Regions from separate parts of the Mus musculus genome. Here region 2 is linked to region 1. Evidence: chromatin contacts called from ENCODE Hi-C or POLR2A ChIA-PET data. All regions are on one chromosome and are shown on one strand. Each heading gives the region's core, a stretch centred on a gene start or an enhancer-like site at or near the end of the contact. The rest is flanking DNA. Distances are from core to core; before and after follow the strand shown.

The links. Hi-C counts contacts between places; a loop is a spot of excess contacts on that map. ChIA-PET counts read pairs that join two places held with the same protein, here RNA polymerase II (POLR2A).
Region 2: a loop to region 1 is called in a map of heart, with 1.9 times the contacts of the local background. The contact joins the enhancer-like site here to the promoter of Eva1c in region 1. A Hi-C loop is called at or near these places in 1 of 37 maps with a recorded cell type or tissue (heart). POLR2A ChIA-PET finds 5 or more read pairs at or near these places in 2 of 5 experiments (Patski and embryonic stem cell).

What each region holds. Positions count from the first base shown.
Region 1 is chr16:90,828,050-90,833,280 of GRCm38, reverse strand. It overlaps Eva1c (eva-1 homolog C (C. elegans)), which reads right to left and starts at 2,422. Exons shown (of 8, transcript NM_001199210.2): 1 at 1,849-2,422. The coding sequence starts at 2,008.
Region 2 is chr16:90,866,167-90,871,397 of GRCm38, reverse strand. Eva1c (eva-1 homolog C (C. elegans)) reads right to left here. Exons shown (of 8, transcript NM_001199210.2): 2 at 4,947-5,143; 3 at 1,709-1,832. Among named protein-coding and RNA genes, the nearest start is that of Gm36363, 18 kb to the right of the region's middle. Within about 2 kb of position 3,102, at least 1 of the 3 ENCODE cell types and tissues checked has a DNase peak (open chromatin) inside an H3K27ac peak, as active enhancers do; it is heart, where a contact is called at or near this core.

The DNA.
Region 1 (5,231 bases), core at 1,173-3,672:
AATGGCCCGGCAATGCCACCACCTGCTGTTGGCTCTGAGACTTAGAAACCATGGAAAACAGCAGGAAAAGCCATCCATCAATCTCACTACTTAAGAGCCAAAGCACCTGCTTCTCACAGGATGCTGCCTCCCAGTTTGTAGATTAGATCTGCTCTATGTCAAGGTGCTAAGCACAGTTAATTTCCAGACTCGTGTGGTAAACTGCACACTGTTAGTACTGTAACTGCTTCCCTCAAGAAACAAACTCTTAAGAGTTTATAATCTGCCGGTGGGGGAGTTTCATTACAATTTGTCTAAAGCAATATTTGTTCAGTTGCAATGATGTCATGGGATGGGGGTGGGGGGGTGAGGGTGGTTGTCGGCTTTTAATTCTTTCCTTACAATAATCAGGGCAAGAGAGTGGCTGAACTCGGAGCTGCTCGCTACAGCTTAAATCAGCAAACACAGAAAGTTTCTGGAAGCCAAGAAAGTTCTGTCACAGAAAAAGAAAAAAGTTCACAGTGCTTAGAAAAAAAAAAAACCCGATGAATTTCCTCAGCACATTTACCAGAGTTTTGATTCTCTGCAGCTTGGTTTTAAGGACTGTGGTTTGCTTGCCAAACAGGCATATCTTGGCTTCCTTGGCCGGGCAAGAACACTGCCTTGATATTAAATATTCTAAGCAAAGAACCTCTGACCTCAGCTAACAATGAATGACATTCTCTGTAAGCAAACCAGAAACCCAGCTCAAGTCTGCACTTCCAGTTTCTTTGCCTAGTAGTCTGTCACACGAGCAGAACAGAGCGGAGCAGACAGGTGACTTTACCACAATTATGCTGAAAAAGAAAAGAAAAAAAAAAAAAACGGTAGCAAGGGGGTTGCTAGAGTCTGTGCCCAGCCTGAGCTAGGCAGAAGGTCCCAAGAGAAAGGATGTAGGTAGAGATAGATGCTTCTTGGGGTTGATGGAGAAAGATGCCGAGCACATGGAGATCCGGGGCGGTTGCAGTGGTAAAGACATTTGTCACTTTGAGCATGGATTCTAAAAACCATCCCCACAACTAACTGCCACCTGCAGCCTTGCCTCACACCTTGCTAAGGTATTTTGCTCAGAGGTCAGGTAGGAATTCGCCAAAGAGCACATTGATCTTTGACTTGGCAGGAGAAAGTCGTGTGTGTGTGTGTGTGTGTGTGTGTGTGTGTGTGTGTGTGTGTGTTGGGGGGGGGGTGCTGCCACCTTTTGTTGGAGAGTCATGCCTCTGAGTCCAGTCTCTGTTCTGTCAGCTTCTATCAGTCTCCGGGCATCTCCACCAGACCTCCAGTCTTCCCAGGCTCCCCCCCTCGAGGCTGGCTTGGACTTTCTGTCCAACGTGCCCTGGACAAGTCTCCTTACATGGGTACCCTGGAGTCTGGTTGGGACGCACCCTTATCGTGTGAGTGGCCAGCCAAGTGCAACCCTTCGTCCAGACCACGGCAATCTTCCAGAGTTGGGCGTGGTACCGGGCTCAGCTTAGGGGTCCGGGCTCAGCTTAGGGGTCCGGGCTCAGCTTAGGGGTCCGGGCTCAGCTTAGGGGTCCGGGCTCAGCTTAGGGGTCCTCTGGTGAACATGCAAAGGTCAGGGCTGCGTCGCCGATGCCCAGGAAACTAACAAAAGTCAAGAGAGCCTAGAGAAACTCGAAATAAGCCCGGCCTTAATAAGGGCTGACTTCCCTGCTACCACCACCTAGATGCCAAGGGCTCCCACGAGGCAAGATAACTAGTTAGGGAGAACACTTCAACTTTAATCCAACCAGGTAGTGCCCCATGCAGAGGCCACTCACCTGGGCAACAGCTAGGGGAACGCGGGCTCGAGGCAAGCAAGAGCGCTCTTACCAGAGAAATCGGTGAGCGCGGAGGTCTCTTTGGAGCACACTAGGACCGTGCAGTAGAACAGGCGCAGAAGCTGCCCCGGAGGCTCTACCTGCCTGCGGAGGCCCTGATTCTGCGCCGATTGGGGCGCGGGTGGTGGACGCGGGTGTCCTGGCAGGAGCATGATGCGCGGCGCGGCTGGGCGCGGGCGCTGGCGCTGGGATCGCAGGCAAGGAGGACCGCGTCACATGGCGGGGCGAGTCTGTAGCCACCAGCTCCCGGCCCCCTGCCGCCTCCTTGTCCAGGCTGCTGGAGCTTCTTAGGCGGTCGCCGCCGGGTCCGGGATCCCCAGCCAAGGGGAGGGGGCGGAGACCCGGGGCGGGGCGAGGATCCCAGGGAGGCCGAGGCGTAGTTTCTTCAGAAGAAATCTTCCTGGCTCCATGAACCTAGGGAGCCAGCCTAGGGAGTTTAGGGGGTGTCACCTCGTGCTCCGGAGCTTGGCCGAGGCCGATCGGGGGCGCCGAGCCCAAAGCGGAGAGCGTCTCCAGCAGCGACCCGATGCTGCGCAGCTTGAGCGCTTTCCACGCCGGTGTCTCTAGGCGGGGTGATGGTCAAGAGCTGCTGGCTCAGCTTGCGCTGGCTCGGCGCCAACCTCACCCAGGCCGGTGGAGCAGCGCGGCTGGTGCCCGTCCGTGACGCACTTTAGAACCAAGGCAGCAGCGTACAGCCCTGGCTAGAGGGGAGCGGAGATCGTGGGAAGGGGGGTGGGAGGTGAGGTCCCGGAGATAGAGACATTACCGTCTCTGCCACCTTCAGCGCTTGTTGTTCAGCCACCAAGCACGCAGTACGTCTGATCGCACTGAATGGGAGACTGGGTCCTCAACTTTCTGCCCACCATAGAAATCTGCCTAGGCTCTAGCAGTCCGGACCTGAGGGAGCTGGTAGTCTCAAACCAGTCACGAGGCTCCGAGCCAGGTTCCTTTTGCTCGGATGGAGCTTCCTGTGGGTGCTAGTTGACAGCAGCCCTCGGGGATCTGAAACTGGGCTGGAATAAACAGCGGCTGAGCGCTTATAATTGAGCTTTGTTTTAAAATGGGCCACGGCATCTATATGACCCTGTTGACTACGTGCGGTGTCTACGCATTTGGACACCCGTAGACCAATAGATCGGTGATGACACCAGGGACGATGAGCGGGAGTCCAGAGCTGCGGGGCCAGGTGCTAGGCACTCGAGAGACCCCAGACCTAAGAACAGCGCAGGCGTCCAGGCCCCGCGGCGCCGGTGGGAAGGAGGAGGGCCCGGCGGGCGGGCGGGCGCTCGGCACAAAGTGTTCCCCATCCACCGCCGGGAGGGCTTGCCAAGTTCACCCAGCGCGCCTGACGCGGAAACGTAGATAATGAGGCCCAAGGGCGGGTCTAGGCTTCCAGCCCCGCCCTGCTCTGGGAGCAGAGCTCAGAGTGCGGAGGCCAGGCCAGCAGAACAAGAGGACACTCTGCCTCCCTGTGGCACTGTCTCAGAGCTGGACCACTAGATTCTAGGAGGATGACAGCCACACATCCTTCGGGGGGCTAGGTCGCCCAAATTGAGATCCTGAGGGTGGGAAGAAAATGCTAAATACTGGTGTTTGTATGGAGAGACCCAGTTTGCATAGCCTTGGGCTGGAGAGATGGCTCAGCGGTTAATAGAACTTGCTGCTTTTCCAGAGGACACTAGTTCAGATTCCAGCACCCAGCGCTGGCAGCTTGCAACCACCCTGAATCTCTCTCAGGGGACCCACGAACTCGAACTCTACTCTGCCCCCCCCCCCACACACACACAATCTTTTTTAAAAACACAGCCTCAATAATCATGGGATATAAGTTTAATATGAACGTCTTATGTTGGGTAAACTAAGGCTGGAAGAGTAGGTAAGGTTGCTCAATTCACAAAGACCACTGGAGAAAGAGTGTGCAGACCTCGGGTCCCTCCTATTCGTCTATCTTATCCCCTCATCTAGATCTAGATTGGCTACCAGTGTGTGTCAGGTTCTTTGGCAGGGCATGAAGATGCGGGCCCAGTAAGGGAACCGTGCTCCCTGAGGGATGGGGGCAGGCAGCATTGTGCTGTTGGGGCTGTAGAAGCTTCCAGATGTCTCTGACACTGTGAGTGCATCTCCATGCGTCCATATTGTCAGGCTGTGACCAGGTGATGCAGGAGATGTGTGTGAAACAGCCTGAGACACACAGAAGGTATTCGGTCCACGGGAGTCATCACTATACCAGGGAAGACAAGACCTTGGACCAACCACACCAAGTGAATGAATCCTCACAAAAGACAAGGAGCTTAAAGAGCACAGGAGAGTGAGAGGCAGGCTGGGGGCGGGGAGTGTAGACATTAGGGAAATGTTTATCATTAGACAGATGGAAAAGACAGGAAGAGTTGACTACAACATTCGAGCCAACAAGACCAGTGATCTGGAGGTGTGTGATCTTGGAAAGAGAAACCTGAGCTGAAGAGATGCTCAGTGGTTAAGAGCATTGACTGTTTTTGCAGTGGACCTGAGTTCAGTTCCCAGCACCCACATCTGGCAGCTCACAACTGCTTATAACTGCAGGGAATTGGATATCTCTCTGTTTCCTCACTCACATGCATACACATACATGTACACATTAATAATAATAATAATAATAACAATAATAATAATAATGAAAAAGGAAGAAAGAGGGACCTGAAGGTTAAACTCTGAGAGGAGCATGCTTCCACAGAAGAATGGGAAGTCTAAGGTGTCTGGAGCAGAGAAGTCGGCACAAAAGATGGAAGTCTCCTGCCTCAGAGACTCTGACAGGCCCCAACTCAGGTTCTGAAGGCTTAGCTAAGCAAGTGCATGTCTATCTGATGGGAATGTATGTGGGGTACACGTGTGGGCATGCACATGGAGGCCAGAGGACAACTTGGTGGGGGGGGGGAGGGTCATTCCCCAGGTACCGTCCACTTGTTTTTCTTTTTGAAACAGGGTCTCTCACTGCCCTGGAACTTTCGGAGAAGGCTAGGCTTGCTGGCCAGTAAGCCCCGAGACCTACATGTCTTTATCTGTAATCCCTCTGTTTGGGGATTACAAGCTATCTACCTTGCCCTGGTTTTTATTGCATGCACTCTGGGGACCAAACTCACTCATTCATGCTATGGGCTGAATCATCTTTTCAGACTTTAATGAGCACCTCGGTGTCAAACTGTCAAAGGTTTGTGAATAGAGAAGTGGGGTGGTCAGACATCTGATGGTAGAAACATTATTGTTGATAAGACCTAGGGATTGACTCAATGGCATTTGCTTAGACTCTTCAGGTCTCTGGGTTTGATTCCCCAATACTGGGTGGCAGGGGAGGGAGCCCTGTGGCAGATGAGCACAGAGGTACTGGAGGCATCAATG
Region 2 (5,231 bases), core at 1,853-4,352, 37 kb before region 1:
GCTGTTTCTGGGAGATTGTTGGAGAGAAGTCTTCTGTCTGCTGAGAGGGTCTGGGGACTGCTTTCCCAACAGGCAATAGAGCCGAGTCTTAGACCACTAGTGTCTTACAATGGACAGAGATCAAAAGCAAAAAAATCAAACAGCCGAGTTAGGCTAGCAGAGAGGGAGCTGTAGAAACAAACTATCTTTCCTGACATCCTGTTACATATTATTGCTACAACTTCTTTTCAACCCGTTGTTCAGGCAAAGCCTGCTAGAAAGAAGGTGTGAGAAGCCTGGTGTGAGAGTCCAGCTGTTAATTTTTATGTTAGTGTGTCTGTGTGGATGTGAAAGTAGAGAGGGGGCGGGTACTGGCTAGTTTTGTGTCAACTTGACACAGCTGGAGTTATCACAGAAAAAGGAGCTTCAGTTGAGGAAGTGCCTCCATGAGATCCAGCTGTAAGGCATTTTCTCAATTAGTGATCAAGGGGGTAGGTCCCCTTGTGGGTGGGACCACCTCTGGGCTGGTAGTCTTGGTTCTATAAGAGAGCAGGTTGAGCAAGCCAGGGGAAGCAAGCCAGTAAAGGCCCTCCGTGGCCTCTGCATCAGCTCCTGGTTTCTGACCTGCTTGAGTTCCAGTCCTGACTTCCTTGGTGATGAACAGCAATGTGGAAATGTAAGCTGAATAAACCCTTTCCTCCCCAACTTGCTTCTTGGTCATGATGTTTGTGCAGGAATAGAAACCCTGACTAAGGGCTGGTGAGATGGCTCAGTGGATAAGAGCACCCGACTGCTCTTCCAAAGGTCCGGAGTTCAAATCCCAGCAACCACATGGTGGCTCACAACCATCCGGAATGAGATCTGACTCCGTCTTCTGGAGTGTCTGAAAACAGCTACAGTGTACTTACATATAATAAATAAATAAAATCTAAAAAAAAAAAAAAAAAAAAAAAGAAACCCTAAGACAGGGCCTTAAGAGAGGAAAGCAGAGATTTCAAGGAAGTAAAGGAAAATGAATAATAATTCAAGTGATGTGAAGTTGGAAAGGGAACGACTGGGAGTGGAGAGGCGAGGGAGGGGGTAGAGGGGATGGAAGATGGAGGATGGGGGTGGGGATGGGGGACAGAGCAGTGGGAGAAGATCAACAAAAAGTATGCATGAAAATGCTGTTACTTTGTATGTTAATTTAAAACAAAGAAAAGAAAGTCTCCAGTGGCCTATTCCCTGGGCTTGTTGCTGCGCATCCCAAGTGTCTAAAAATGAGACCCGCTCCATGAAGAGAGGTTACTTAGAGCTTTCAGAGGGCTGATCATAAGGTCCTGGGTACTGTGGTTGGCGAAAGTCAAAGGGAAAAACACAATACTCCAGCACACCTCACATCCATGAAACTGGGGACAGCCAATTCACACACACCTGAGGTGGTGGTTGGTGGCTCTGGTGGAACCCATGCCTCTGAGCCCAGCGAAAATCAAGCCTAGTAACACTCCTGTTTCCTCTACCCCGTGGATACTTTCAATATCAATGCAGTTGACTTTTACACCTTGAGAAAGATTTTTTACATTTGAAAGACTCATAAGTAGGAGCACACATGTGTGCGTGTGCGTCTTTCTCTCTGATCTTCATGTTAGGGGATTTGGGGTTGGATAGGCAGAGGACTTTGGTCAGGAGTGTCCATGAAACCAGGGGCCAACCCCAAACACACTGTCCCCCCCACTCAGAAGTTACTTACTAGGTTGGCATTTAAAGGAGACCAGGAGGTATTTACTGCTTCCTGGACAAAGGTCAGGTCCGAAGACTCGGCTATTGACCAGGAGGTGGCAGGCCCGCTGGTTCTGGCACTCGTCCAGCACCTTCTGGAAGGAGGGGTAGAAAAAGATAGGCTTGTAAACTGCACAGGTGTCTGCTGGACCCCAAACCTGCCTTGATCTGGGCCCTAGGGGAATGAGGCTTCCCTGCCTGGCCTGAGCTGTGTCCTGGATGGAATCACATGAGGTGGGTGGGGGTGGAGCATCTCCCCATAACATCCAGAAGGAAGGGCTTGGTCCAGAGAAGTAGGACCATGGGAGAGCCACCCCCAACCAGCCACAGTGGGCAATGTGATGGACTCTTTTAAAAGTGCAGTCCCTCAGAGAATCCAGGGGACGTGAGTGCCATCAAGTCACTTCTGATTGTTCAGCAAGGGGGCAATTCAAGTTTTAAAGCTGAGACATTATGGCCAGGAATTATGGCCACACCTCCTTACTGTTAGAAAGGCCACTGACCGGCTTTAGGAATCTGGGGAAAGCTTCAAACACACAAAGTTTGTTCCACCAAATAAAATAAAAGCGATTCCCACCCTTAACGAACTCAAGGGCATTAGCCTGTGACCTTGCTGCTGAATGGTTTCTTTAGTGGAATACTCAGTCAACAAACTTCTCCCGCAACCCCTCTGGAAGCTTGTAGAAAACCCTACACTGTCTTATGGAAAGATCCACGCCGTCCTGCTGCTCCTCTGGGCTCTGGCTCCCAGAGAACGCCCTGCCCGGAATAAACTCAGGTCCTAGCCTTGGTTCTAATGAAAGAGATACCAAACCCAGAAAGGGAACTGTACTCAAGAGACTGCACATACTTTAGGACTTAACTCTATGCAAATTTTTGAGCTTTCCCGAGTTACCATGTCCTTATAGGCAGCTCAAGGAACACATATTTCCATGAAGGGTGTTGGTCCTGCCATGTCACCTACCCAGGAGATATGGATCAGAAAGAACTCCCAAGGGGAGGACCCTTTATCCCCCTGGGAGGCACAGCTCTCGAATGATGGCACACCCTGGCATGGCTACTGGTCTTGGTAAACTACACAGCCTTTGGATGTTTCCGTAAGGTTCTTCCATCATGGCCTTGGAGCAGGCTCTGAGGCAGACTGTGCTCAAACCACGTTACCAACTGCAAAATGCAGAGAGGCGCCATGGTGGCTACCTTGGCAGATGTTAACCTGTCCCTACCTTAAACACCACTGCCCCTGGGGACACTGGCTGACTCAGTATAGTGTGAAGCCCCAGGGGGCAGGAACTTGCTGAGCTGCGCAGGGCTGTTCCTGGCAGCCTCAGCCTCTGATTGTGTTCGCAGATGCTAACAAGTCAGCCTAAATGAACTTCCTCTTCCCTCAGGGCACCAGGCTGGAGCAAGGATGCGGGTGCCAGCAGTTCACACTTTCAACCTCGGGTACTTCTGTGCTCCTGGTGCTGGCCAGCTCTCCTCTCATGCACCTTGGAGGGCAGCAGAGGGCCTGGCCACCCGGGTTGGGTAAGGGGGGCGGGAGGGGGGGGATGGGCGACAGGACTGTAGTTCTTGGAAGGGAGGCTGGGAGGGAGGGAGGCTGGGAGGGAGGGACTGGGGCAGGGTGGGGCACTCAAAGACACTCTGCTTGACTTGCAAAGAAACAGGTTGTCATCACAGCACAGAAGCCATGTCCAGGGACTCGTCAGCCAGACACATTCTTTTCTGTTGTTCACCAATCACACACCCAGATGCTATGGTTTTTGGACTGAATACATGGGATGAAAAATGGAAGAACTTTTGTGTCGTCTCATATTTTTGCTTCTTCTCTGTGGGCATTAGAAAAGGTATACGGAAGGCTCCTTAGACCTTCTGGTAAATTTACCTTCATCCACATATTCTATGCTGAGCATGATCAAGCTGACTTCTAACACCATCTGTTGCAAAGAACTCGAGAGGCATTAAAATCATCCCAGGACAGTGACTTAGTAATCTTAGCCAGGTAGTTGGGGTAACAGGTTATAAATTGCTTGGATAAAGTTGGCCTGTAATCCAAGCTTTTGTGCAAAGACAGCAGGGTGGAGGTTCATGGCCTACCTGGGCTACAGAGCAAGTTCAAAGCTAGCCTGGGCAACTTAGCAAGATACTGTCTCAAATATGAAAAGGGGGGGGAGGGAGCTGAGACTATAGCTTGCCTAAGGCTATAATGCTTGTCTAGTGTGCAGGAGATCCTAGGTTCAGCCAATCCCCAGTACTGAAAAAAGTTGCACGTATAAGCCACAAATGGGCTAATTCCACCAGTGAAAAAAATTGATCTCTGTGTGTACCATTCTTTTTCTCAAAATTACCCAAGGGGGAGAAAAAGAAAAAAGATGGGGAGGAGAAGGGAGAGGAAAGAGGAGGGGGATGAAGAGGAAGAAGAGTAGGAGGAAGAGAATGAAGAAGGAGTGAAGGAGGAGGAGGAAAAGGAGGAGGAGGAGGGAGAGGAGGAAGAGGAAGAGGAAGGAGAAGGAGAAGAAGAAGAAAGAAGAAGAAGAAGAAGAAGAAGAAGAAGAAGAAGAAGAAGAAGAAGAAGAAGAAGAAGAAGATGTTGTTGTTGTTGTTGTGAAGTTGTTGTGAAGTTGTTGTTGTTTTCCCTGGCATTGTTCAAAAGAAAAACAAATTCAGCCAAGACCACTCAAAATATTCTCCAAGTGAGAATAACATGGTCGTCTACAGATGGAGAAGCAAACCATGAGACACAGAAGACAACTAGTGATGACTCTTGGGCCTTTCTTTAGGAAGCTCGTGACTGCCAATCCTGGTATCAGAAAGACATGTGGGGTTTCCACCTTCCCCATGGGGGCATTTATCAGTGATATGGGCCTGTAGGTTGAAGTCCAGCATAGCTGTTTTGCTTCACTGCAGTAAAGAGAGCACCTGTGACCAACTTCATATTGAATGTGTGCAGAGGGAACACTTTATCTCACAGGGATTCCATTTGTACTCTATGACAAAGACTCATTTTGAGAAGCAAGTAGTAGCTCACCTGCAAAAATGAATGATGTATAATAATTGGTGTTTTCATGGATATTTGCTTTGAATAAACTGTAAAAATCACACACACACACATAAATGCAGGGAAGAAGGGGAGAAAGAGATGGACAGAGGTAGAGAAAAGAGAGGGGGGAAAACCTATTTCATGATCTTAGAACACCCACAAAACGCAATACCTGCAAAGTGGTGGATGCCACACAGGTCAGGTTGTCTTCCCTCTGGGAGATGGGCTCCTGGGAACTACACATTTGGTAATCTTGCCCATAAAATGCCGACTGGACACTTATTGTTGAATGCCGAGGGCACTGTAGATTCAGATAGTCCCCGTCACAGGCATAGGCAGTGTGGTTTTGCAGGAGTTTGGTTAAGTAACCTGGAAAATATTCAGCTGGGTTACAGGAGCCCCAGGAAGCCCCCTTCCCCATTCCTGCACAGATTTCAGAGCAAGGAGATGCTAGTGG